2 separate regions of the Homo sapiens genome follow, and region 2 is linked to region 1. A link is a contact called in ENCODE Hi-C or POLR2A ChIA-PET data. All regions are on one chromosome and are shown on one strand. Each heading gives the region's core, a stretch centred on a gene start or an enhancer-like site at or near the end of the contact. The rest is flanking DNA. Distances are from core to core; before and after follow the strand shown. Region 1 overlaps LINC02437 (long intergenic non-protein coding RNA 2437). Region 2 holds the start of CFAP97 (cilia and flagella associated protein 97).

Evidence for each region. Hi-C counts contacts between places; a loop is a spot of excess contacts on that map. ChIA-PET counts read pairs that join two places held with the same protein, here RNA polymerase II (POLR2A). Pooled maps may share reads with other maps.
Region 2: a loop to region 1 is called in a pooled map, with 2.8 times the contacts of the local background. The contact joins the promoter of CFAP97 here to the enhancer-like site in region 1. A Hi-C loop is called at or near these places in 3 of 50 pooled maps. POLR2A ChIA-PET finds 5 or more read pairs at or near these places in 3 of 52 experiments (H1, HepG2 and activated CD4-positive, alpha-beta T cell).

What each region holds. Positions count from the first base shown.
Region 1 is chr4:185,002,908-185,008,356 of GRCh38, forward strand. LINC02437 (long intergenic non-protein coding RNA 2437) reads left to right here. Exons shown (of 2, transcript XR_001741949.1): 2 at 1,593-2,872. Among named protein-coding and RNA genes, the nearest start is that of HELT, 13 kb to the right of the region's middle. RefSeq lists an enhancer at 2,202-2,261. Within about 2 kb of position 2,109, at least 6 of the 41 ENCODE cell types and tissues checked have a DNase peak (open chromatin) inside an H3K27ac peak, as active enhancers do.
Region 2 is chr4:185,201,788-185,207,236 of GRCh38, forward strand. CFAP97 (cilia and flagella associated protein 97) reads right to left here and starts at 2,213. Exons shown (of 5, transcript NM_020827.3): 1 at 2,111-2,213. It also overlaps a transcript of SNX25 not described here. RefSeq lists silencers at 1,746-2,515, 2,125-2,296 and enhancers at 3,056-3,165, 3,276-3,365.

The DNA of each region.
Region 1 (5,449 bases), core at 859-3,358:
ACAGGACACCTCTCTGTGTGCATACCGTCCGGCTGGCTCCGACCTTCACAGAGCAGCCTTTAGAATGTAGCACAGGACACGGAAGTGTCGCAATGCCTCAGCCCTGACAGCAATGATCCAACAGCCGTGGCTCGCACTGAGACACAATGCTGGGATGCAATGGAGCCATTCACTTGTGTAGCCCCTAAACCATGATTTAGAAAGCACCGTGTGTGCAAGGAAGGGCATCTATCAGTCCTTCCTTCATCCTTTCAACCAACATTGTTCGGTCCTCGCTCTCTGCCAGCCACCACACTAGGTTCTGAGGGGGACATAATAGGCAGGAAAGAAATGGTCTGTGCCTCCGATGGGGACAGACCCATGTCCTCGACACCTGTCTAGTCCATTCCCTTTTCAGCATCAAAGCAGCCCCCATTATTTCCACCTCCATCATTTCCCTCATGGGTTTTGGCAAGAGCCTCCTAATTCTTTCACCTGTCACCAGTAGCAAGCTCTTCCAATCCATTCTGGCATCAGATACAGATTACTTATCACGTAATCCCTCAAATAAATGTTAACTGTGACTATGTATGACAACAGAGGTACCTGATGCTATGGGACCATATCTTAGGGGGCTTCGATCAAATAGAGTGGCCAGAAAGGCTTCTCCGAAGAAGTGACAGAAAACTGAGAAGTCAGTGCAGACACAAGTGGAGACGGGTTGGGGAGACTCCTCAGGCCTCACAAGCCTCACCCGTCAGCTATTCCACGCTGCCAGGCCCTTCTTTGCACAGCTCCCTCCACTTGACGTACCTACAGCAAAAGCAAGTGGTGCTTAGAGCAGGTGCCCCTCCTCAGCCAAGACTCCCTTCAGCACCGTCCCTCTCGAGGTCACTTCTGACCACACCTGCTCCCCAGTCATCGCTCCCCCGTGTCTCCGCCGGGTCTATCACCAAACCTCTCACCCAGTGCAAGACCCCGAGGTGGCAGATTCACTCCCACTGGACGGCATGCTCCTCACAGGTGGGTCTGCTTACCCCTCTATCCAGTAGCGAATGCAACGCCAGACAGAGGTTTGTCTTCAGGGATGGACTTACACGATTGTGGAGGCTTGGCAAGCCCCAAATCTGCAGGGTAGGTGGGCAGGCCGGAGACCTAGGGCACGGCTGCTGTTGCAGCTTGAGTCCTAAGGAAGTGAGTGTGGAGGCAGAATACCCCTCCTCAGGGAACCTCAGTCTTTTTCTCTTCAAGCCCTCAACTGATTGGACAAGGCCCACCACATTCAGAGGATAACCTACTTAAAGTCTACTGATGTAAATGTTAATCTCATCTTAAAATACCTTCGCAGCAACACCTGTGCTGGTGTTCTACCAAACATCTGCGTACCATGGTGCAGCCAGGTTCACACAAAAAATTAAGCATCACCCCAAGTAAAAACAGCCTTTGGTGATGATGTGTGAAGTCTTGAGACCTGCTTATGATGTGTTTATCTTCTCCATTCTCTTCCTTTTCCTCCCTCCTTTGTCTGCTCTCTTTCATGCCTCTCCCTTTTCTTCCCATTTTCCCCCTTTCTTTCCTCCTGTGTGTGTCTCCCTCCCTGTGGTTTCTTCCAGGTGTGCCGGGGGTCCCGTCAGCTGCAGGACACGGGAGGGATGGAGTGAAGCAGAAAGGCCCCGCCGTGACCACACTCATCCCAGAAGAGCCTCTCTGTTGGCATGAAAGGAAATCACAAGGAAAGGGACTTTTCAAGGTCAGACTGCACCAGTGGAAAGTCAGCACCAGCCCCCAGGGCTCGAGGCAGCCTGTGCCCTTTCCACTAACTGTGCCAACTCTCACCAGGGGAAGGCTGACCAGGAACAAAGGCCCTTAGAGGAGAGCAGAACTCCTGCAGCCTGCACTTCCGAGAGATCCTGCTCCACGGAGCCCGGCTCTACTCCTGCAGGCAGAACCTGCCAGCCCGCAGATGCTGGGGGCTGAAGGATCCCGGCGACACCAAGCGTCAGGTCAGGCGTCAGAATCCAGCGCGTTTGCTCCTCGAGAACAGCGCGCCACCTGCTCCCAAGTGTGTGAGGGGCTGCAGTGCCGAGCTCCACTTCACAAGACTCACTCCTGCCCCGCCACCTCCTGAGCAGACGCAGTCAAGCCCGACCTACCTTTCAACAAACATGTATTAGCACTCCCTCCATGCCAGGCACTGTGCCAGGTGCGAGGGTACCATGACCAAGCCAAGGCCCCAGGCTCAGAGCACTCACACGCCAGTGGAGGGGGCAGCCCTGTGCGACCCAGCAGGGCACACCCCACCTCCAGCCTAGGCTCCACCCAGGCCTGATCTGGGTAGCCCGGCGGACGTACTGACTCCCTGTTCACCGATACCGTCATCCAACCTTCCTATTTATTTATACATTAAAACACTGCAGCCAGAGCGGCGAGGTGTCCCGCCAAGAAACGGCCAAATCCAGTTTCCTCCCCAGCCAGCCTCTCCTTAGAAGCGGCAGAACCGCTTCAACCACTAGAGGGCACCAGCCAACCCTCGATGGATCCAAATGTGCCCACGTCGTGAGGGAGCCTCAGCACCGGGTCGCGGCTCCCAGCTCCACCGTCATAGAACACGAATAGCTTTTGTCTTTTCTCAAAATGAGCCCTGCAGTTGAGGCAAGCTTTACATTGGCTGCACAGACTTTACTCTTTTTAAACATTTTTTGGGAGTCCATAGCAGATGTATATATTTATGGGGTATGAGATGTTTTGATATAAGCATACAACTCATAATAATCACGTCAGGGTAAATGGGGTATCCACCCCCTCAAGCATCTACTCTTTCTTCGTGTGACAAACAATCTAATTATACTCTTTCAGTTATTTTTAAGTGTACAATAAATTATCGTTGACTATAGTCACCCTGTCATGCTGTCAAATACTGCATCTTATTCATTCTAACTATACTTTCGTACCTATCAACCCTCCCCACCTCCCAACCCCCCATCCTACTGCCCTTCCCAGCCTCTGGTAACCGTCTATCTACTCTCTATGTCCACGAGATCTTTTTTTTTTTTTTTTTTGAGACAGAGTCTCCCTCTGTCACCCAGGCTGGAGTGCAGTGGCCCGATCTTGGCTCACTACAACCTCCGCCTCCCAGGTTCAAGCAGTTCTCCTGCCTCAGCCTCCTGAGTAGCTGGGATTACAGGCACCCGCCACCACGCATGGCTAATGTTTGTATTTTTAGTAGAGACGGGGTTTCACCATGTTGGGCAGGCTGGTCTCAACCTGCTAAGTTCAGGTGATCCGCCTGCCTCGGTCTCCCAAAGTGCTGGGATTACAGGCATGAGCCACCGCACCCATCCAATTGTTTTGATTTTTAGATCCCACAGAACATGCAAAGTTTGTCTTTCTGGGCCTGGCTTATTTCACTTAACGTAATGACATCCAGTTCCATCCATGTTGTTGCAAATGACAGGATCTCATTCTTTTTTTATGGCTGAATATTGCTCTATTGTGTATAAGAACCACATTTTCTTTCCTTTTTTCTTTTTTTGGACAGTCTCCCTCTGTTGCCTAGGCTGGAGTACAGTGGTGTGAACTCAGCTCACTGCAACCTCCACCTCCCAGGTTCAAGGGATTCTTGTGCCTCAGCCTCCCAAGTAGCTGGGATTACAGGCATGCACCACCAAGCCCAGCTAATTTTTGTATTTTTAGTAGAGACGGGGTTTCACCATGTTGACCAGGCTGGTCTCAAACTCCTGACCTCAGGTGATCCGCCCATCTCGGCCTCCCAAAGTGCTGGGATTACAGGTGTGAGCCACCACGCTCAGCCCAAGAACCACATTTTCTTTATCCATTCATGAACAGACTTTACACTTGAGCCTGTAAGTTAAGGGGTGAGGAAGTCAAGCTATCCTAATGCAGAGAAAAGAGACCAAAGATTGCCTTATTAATACGTTACCAGAAAAATGATATAAAAGATTTTTTAAAACCTTTGCTCATTATCCTAACTGCCAATGTCTAATGTCAATACACAACCACACATAACCTCACATTATTGACAAGCTGCTGTATAGCAATGGTATCAAATAAATGCAGGACCGTGGACCAGTGCATCCCAGTGTGCATCAGAATCACCTGAGGGGTTTTTCTTTCTTTTTTTTTTTTTTAAGAAACAGATTCACATCTACAGAGATTCTTTTTAAGTCTTAGGTCTGTGATGGGCTCTAGAAATGTGTGTTGTCAAAAGGCTTCTGGTGTGTAAAAGGGTATCAGAAATGGGGAGAACAGACTGAATTTGAATATTTGATGACTTTTTGGTGATTTGTACCTTTGGGCATGATAAGAAGGACAATAAATCTCCAAGGTCCCCAGGCATACTGAGACCATGCTCCCCTGCTTTACTACCCAGCAGCTACACTCGGTCTTTGGAAGGTGAGTGCAAGTCTCTTGGCTGAGAAGTCCTTCCTATGACTTCTAATCTCAGTGGGATTGAAGCGACAGCAAGGCCCAGCACACTGCTGGAAGGGACACTGGTTTTGGAGTCAGATCAGCCTCATCCGGTACCCTGCTCCACCACCTAACAGTTATGTGCCCTTGAGTCAAATGTCCTTGAGTTCCCCAAGCCTCAGTTTTCTTATGTAAAATAAACGAATTGCCCATCCCACCATTGGGAGGACTAAGTGAATGAGGAGCAGCTTAGTGCCCAGAGGAGTAAGAGCTGCGATCTGCACCTGACCATTGTCATGATTAACCTATGAGAAAGAAGAGCAGGATGGCACCACCACTGCCCCCTGCAGGGCACCAGTACCCTTGGCTGTCTCGGATCTATTACAACATATTCCACATTCAGCTCCAGCTGGCGGATGACCAGACGGAGTCTTGCTCTGTTGCCCAGGCTGGAGTGCAGTGGCCTGATCTTGGCTCACTGCAACCTCTGCCTGCCGGGTTCAAACAATTCTCCTGCCTCAGCCTCCCAAGTAGCTGGGACTACAGGTGCATGCCACCACGCCCGGCTAATTTTGTATTTTTAGTAGAGATGGGATTTCACCATGTTGGCCAGGCTGGTCTCAAACTCTTGACCTCAAGTGATCTGCCTGCCTCGGCCTCCCAAAGTTCTGGGATTAAGGTGTGAGCCACTGTTCCCGGCCAAAAGCATAGACTTTAATGATGACCTCCATGTTCAATCCAATGGGTCTTTAGAATCCTATAAACCTTTTCTGTACCTCTCCTTTCAGATGCTACTGACCATCTCCTCCTTCTTGAAGCCACCTGCACCTTTGCTCCTAGGCACCGTAGCAGCCTTCTGAGCTCTCCTTCTCTTTCCTTCCCTTTCCTTCCCATCCATCTTCCTGGTGGATGTCCTTCACCTACTCTCCTTGTCCATCAGGGTTCCCCAGGATTCTATCTTGGGCACCCTGACCTTCTCCTTTGAGCTCTTGCTTTTTGTTTTTGTTTTTATTGTTGTAGCTCTTATTGCTGTTGTTGTTTT
Region 2 (5,449 bases), core at 963-3,462, 200 kb after region 1:
TTACCGTCCCATAGTTTCAATCCCTAGAGGTCTAACCCTCCACCTGGTTTTATGATCTCTTCATGTCGTATCTCCACAGTTTATCATCTTTTAAACACCGTATAGAAACTTTCTGGCCTATCCACTTCTTTTCTAGGAAAGCCCTGTGTCATTGTAAAAATTAACATAAAATACGTATGCCTTTTCTCCTGTTAATCTGCCTTACAGCCCCAGCTGCAGACCCAGCTAAAGGAAAAAGGATTTTTGTTTTTCCCCCCATCCCCTACACTTGTCTCCTTGCCAGACTGGGAGCTCCTCGTCACTTCCTCATCTTTATAACCCCAGTACCCAAAGGAGAACCTGATGAATTTAGTCATTCAAAGAATGTTTATCCCACAAAGGAGTTTGGAGTTAGGAGATTTAAGATTGAGCCATGCTCTTTGCTACCCACGAGGGTAGAAAAATCGCCTTGTATGTGTGTGGCTGGGCATGGAGGCTCATGTGCGGTGGCTCATGTTACAGTCTCATGCCTGTAACTTTGGGAGGCCCAGGCAGGCAGACCACTTGAGCCCAGGAGCTTGAGACCAGCCTGGCCAACATGGCCAAACCCCACCTCTACAAAAAATACAAAAATTAGCCGGGCGTTGTAGCTCTCGCCTGTAGTCCCAGCTACTCCGGAGGCTGAGGTGGGAGAATCGCTGGAACCTGGGAGCTGAGGCTGCAGTGAGCCGAGATCAGGCCACTGCACTCCAGCCTAGGCAACAGAGTGAGATCCTATCTCAAAAAACAAACAAACAAAAAAAATCACCGGGTTTCAACCCAGTTTCCTTGATAGTTTCCTGCCATCTTCCCCCACCCCTCCGGAAGCACAAACCACAACTATGCCTTTATCTGCATTTCCATGATAAGGTCATGCAGTCCCCAAGAGCTGGAAGCCAGCTGCCTCCCTAAGTGGTCACAGTTCATGCGCCCTGGTGCATAGTCCGGTGCCTGTGAGACTTTTCAGGTTTAAATTTTAGTTAATAATATCCAACAGAGTTACTGTAAAGATTTCGACACTCATGTGACTTAATTTACAGGAAAATTTACCCAACAATCCCATCCACTGAGCAATTCTTTTGATAACATTTACTACGAGGTAAGTGATTCAATTTACCAGAGAATAAGAAAAATGACTTAATAAAGTAGTTAAGATTCTCTTTACAACAGACTAGGAAAGGATAAAATTAAAGGATAGTTCATCAGACCATAACAACCCTTTGGTGCTCAATCAAGACAGAGTTTTGCCAGGAGGGGCATGGCTCACGCCTGTAATCCCCGGACTTTGGGAGGCCAAGACAGGAGGATCGCTTGAGCCCAGGAGTTGGGAGGCTGCAGTGAGACATGATCGTGCCACTGCACTCCACCCTGGGCCACAGAGCGAGACCCTGTCTCAAAAAATAAAAATAAAAAAAAGAGACAGGTAAGTTTTTATCAAAGCTGCCTGAGAGTCACTGGGCACGCCCCACTTGCCAGGTCCTACAGACCAGCAATAACAAGACTAATGCTTTCACCAAACATCAGGAAAATACACAGAAAAGCACCGGGCACTTTTTAAACTGTCATCTTGTTACTGTGACAATACATTTCTGTAGTTAAACAGCACAGTAGGCCTCCAACAAGATGCCCAATTGGGTACATGAAAATCCCGGCCCAAATTAAACACCTGTTTCCAGGAACGCTAGGCTCTTGTCTACATCCCCTACCGTCCCCGGAAGGCAGATAACCCCTCGGGCCTCGTGGGTTAGGTTCGAGTCCCTACAAGTAGGAAGAAGTCGTCAGGGCCCGGCATGTGGTCGCGGCCCAATCTCAATTTAGGGCTGATCCTGACCCTCAAAGCCACCCGGAACGCGCGAGAGGGCGGGACCCGCCATTCTCACAGGGGACCGGGGTGGAACGGCGCCGCGACCCGCCGCCGCGGGCGCCCCTGTCGTGGGGGCGCGGTCTCCCACCGTCCGCGCAGGCTTCGTTAAACCCACCCCGAGTACTCGCCGCCGCCTGGGCTCCGGAGCGGGGAGACGGATGCGAACGGAAAGGAGCGTGGCGGGCGCCCCGCGAGCAGGGAGCCAGGAGCCGCTCGCGCGCCCCTCACCTGAGAGCCGCGGCCACCACAGCCCCACGCGCGGCGCTGGCGCACTCCCGCGGCCCTGAACGGGCTCCCGGCGCCGCGCGCCCGCGCTTCCGGAGGCGGAGAGAGCGGAAAGGGAAAGGAGGGGCGGCGTGGGGCCCGGCGCTTCGGGAGAGGCGGGGGCGCACGCCGGGCCTCGTGCGGCCCTCGCGGCGGGCGTCACAGAGCGCGGCGGGCAGGCGGCCAGGCCGGGGCTCCACGCGGGCGGAGTGGAGGCCGGGCCAGGGACGCGCACACTAGAAGAGCCGCGGAAGAAGGCGGTCCAGCCCGCGTGGTTGCCATGGCGCCCTAGAGGCGTTACTGCTGCTCCCGGCTGCCTAGGGCGGCGCGGGTAGGCCCCGTTGTTCTCGTGCGTTAATAGGGAAAGCTGCCTTGATTATCTTGTAATTCTCTACCAAACCAAGAATAAAAAAGAACGGCGGCTGTGTGTTTGTGATATTTTCTATCAGCAAATTTCAGTTCATACCACTAGTTAGTTCTGTGGACCAGAGGCTGGTTTCAGAATGGAAAGACCTTTGCCGAGTGGTAAACGAGGTGGGTAGTTAAAACAATCTAAGGTAAAAATGATCTCTGCAGAATATATTGAATACAATAACTTCTCGTTGAACTCTCAGGTATGGTAGGATGATGGCACCCCAAAAATGTGCACCTCCTAGTCCCCACAACACGTGAATATGTCACCTTATGTGGCAGACAGGATTTAGCTGATGTGATTAAGGATCAAAATGGGAAGATTAACCAGGATTATCCAGTGAACCCCATGGAATCACAAAGGTCCTTATAAGATGGAGACAAGAAGTTCAAAGTCAGTAGTGGGAGCTGTGAGCACAGAAGCTAGAGGTTGGAGTGATGTCAGAGGCAATGAGCCAAGGAGTGCAGGTAGAAGCTGCAAAAGGAGGAAACGGATTCTCTCCTGAAACCTCAGGAAGGAACTAGAGCCTGCAAATTTTGATTTTAGACTTAATACCTTAAGCACTGTAAGACAATACACCTGTGTTGTTTTAACTACTGAATTTGTAGTAATTTGTTATAGCAGCAATGGTATACAATCCAGTAGTTAATAAATATTGTTCACATCTAAGTGCAAAGAAGGGTAGGAAATATGGGTCTTACCCTGCCTGTCCCGGGGAGTTCCAGTAAGGATTGTCTATTTTCGTCCTTCACAATGCATTTTGTACTTGTTGGTCTTAATTACCAAAAGTATAATCAATTCTCTTTTTGTTGCCTAAAAGACAGCATTGGCTGGGCGCAGTGGCTCACCCCTGTAATCCCAGCACTTCGGGAGGCCGAGGCGGGTGGGGCCCCCTGAGAGGAGTTCAAGACCAGCCTGACTAATATGGTGAAACACTGTCTCTACTAAAAATACAAAAATTAGCTGGGCGTGGTGACGTGAGCCTGTAGTCCCAGCTACTCGGAAGGCTGAGACAGGAGAATCGCTTGAACTCCGGAGGTGGAGGTTGCAGCGAGCCGAGATCGTGCCACTGCACTCCAACCTAGGCAACAGAGTAAGACTGTGTCTCAAAAAAAAAAAAAGCAAGAATTTCACTTTCTTTTAAAGTGCTTAATAAAACTGTGTTGGCACCACTTTCCAGGGATAGTTGTTAAACTGTGGTTGGCCCGGCGCGGTGGCTCACGTTTGTAATTCCGCACTTTGAGAGGCTGAGGTGGGCGGATCACCTGAGGTCAGGAGTTCCAGACCAGCCTGGCCAACATGGTGAAACTCCGTCTCTACTAAAAATACAAAAATTAGCCAGGTGTGGTGGTGCACATCTGTAATCCCAGCTACTCAGGAGGCTGACGCAGAAGAATCGCTTGAACCCAGGAGGGAAATGTTGCAGTAAGCTGAGATCACGCCATTGTACTCCAGCCTGGGCGACAGAGCAAGCCCCTGTCTCTAAATAAATAAACAAACTGTGGTCAAAAGTTTATCTTACAAAGGACTTGAGTAGATATTTCTCCAAAGAAAATATACCAATGGCCAATAAACACATGAAAAGATACTCAACACCACTAATTAGGGAAATGCAAGTCAAAAACACAATGAGATACCGATGGCTTTAGTCAAAAAAATAGAAAATAAGGATTGGCAAGAATGTGGAAAGATCGAAACCCTTATGCATTGCTTGTGAGAATGTAGCATACTCAGCCACTGTGGAAAATAGTATGGCATGTTCTGAAAAACTTGAACATAGAATTATATGACCCAGCAATTTCCCTTCTGGACATACACTAAAAGGAAGTGAAAGCAGGGTCTCAAACAGATACTTATGCACCCATGTTCATAGCAGAATAGCCAAAAGGCGGAAAAAACTCAAGTGTTTGTTTATCAACAGACAGATGAAGCAGAATGTAGTAGATACATAAAATGGAATATTATTCAGCCCATGACTTGTGCGCCTCTGGTCCACATAACAACATTAAGATGGTCTGCAGGACAGACAGAATGGAAGATGTATGCCGGGCATGGTGGCTCACTCCTGTAATCCCAGCACTTTGGGAGGCCAAGGTGGACAGATCCTGAGGTCGGGGGGTTGAGACCAGCCCGATGAACCCCATCTCACTAAAAATACAAAAAATTAGCCAGGCATGCTGATGCATGCCTGTAATCCCAGCTACTCGGGAGGCTGAGGTAGGAGAATCTCTTGAACCGGGGAGGCGGAGGTTGCAGTGAGCCGAGATTGCGCCATTGCACTCCAGCCTGGGTAACAAGAGCGAAACTCTTGTCTCAAAAAAAAAAAAAAAAAAAAAAGAATGGAAGATGTACTAATCTTGGTTCAGAAAGACAGAACCAAAAGGATATAGATAGATATATGAGCAGGAATTTATTAGAGGAATTGGCTTACATGATTATGGAGGCTGAGAACTCTGATGATACACCCTTCGCCGGCTGGAGAGCCTGGAAAGCTGGTGGTGTGGCTCAGTCCAACTCTGAAGGCCTCAGAACCAGGGAATAGGATGGCATAACTCTGAGGCAGTAGGCCTGAGAACCCAGGAGGCTGCTAGTGTAACCTGGAGTCTCAACGCCAGAGCCTGGAGTTCTGATGTCCAAGGATGGGAGAAGAGTGTATCCCAGCTTCAGGGCACAGAGGAAACCACCTTTTTGTTCTTTCTGGGCCACAGCTGATTGGACGGTTGCCCACATCAAGGGTGGATCTTCCCTACTCAATCCACTGACCCAGGGGCAATCTTCTTGGGAAACACCCAGAAATAATCCTTTGTCAGTTTTCCAGGTAATCCCAATCCAGTCAAATTGACACCTAAATTTAACCAGTCACACTTTTTTTTTTTTTTTTTTTTTTTTTT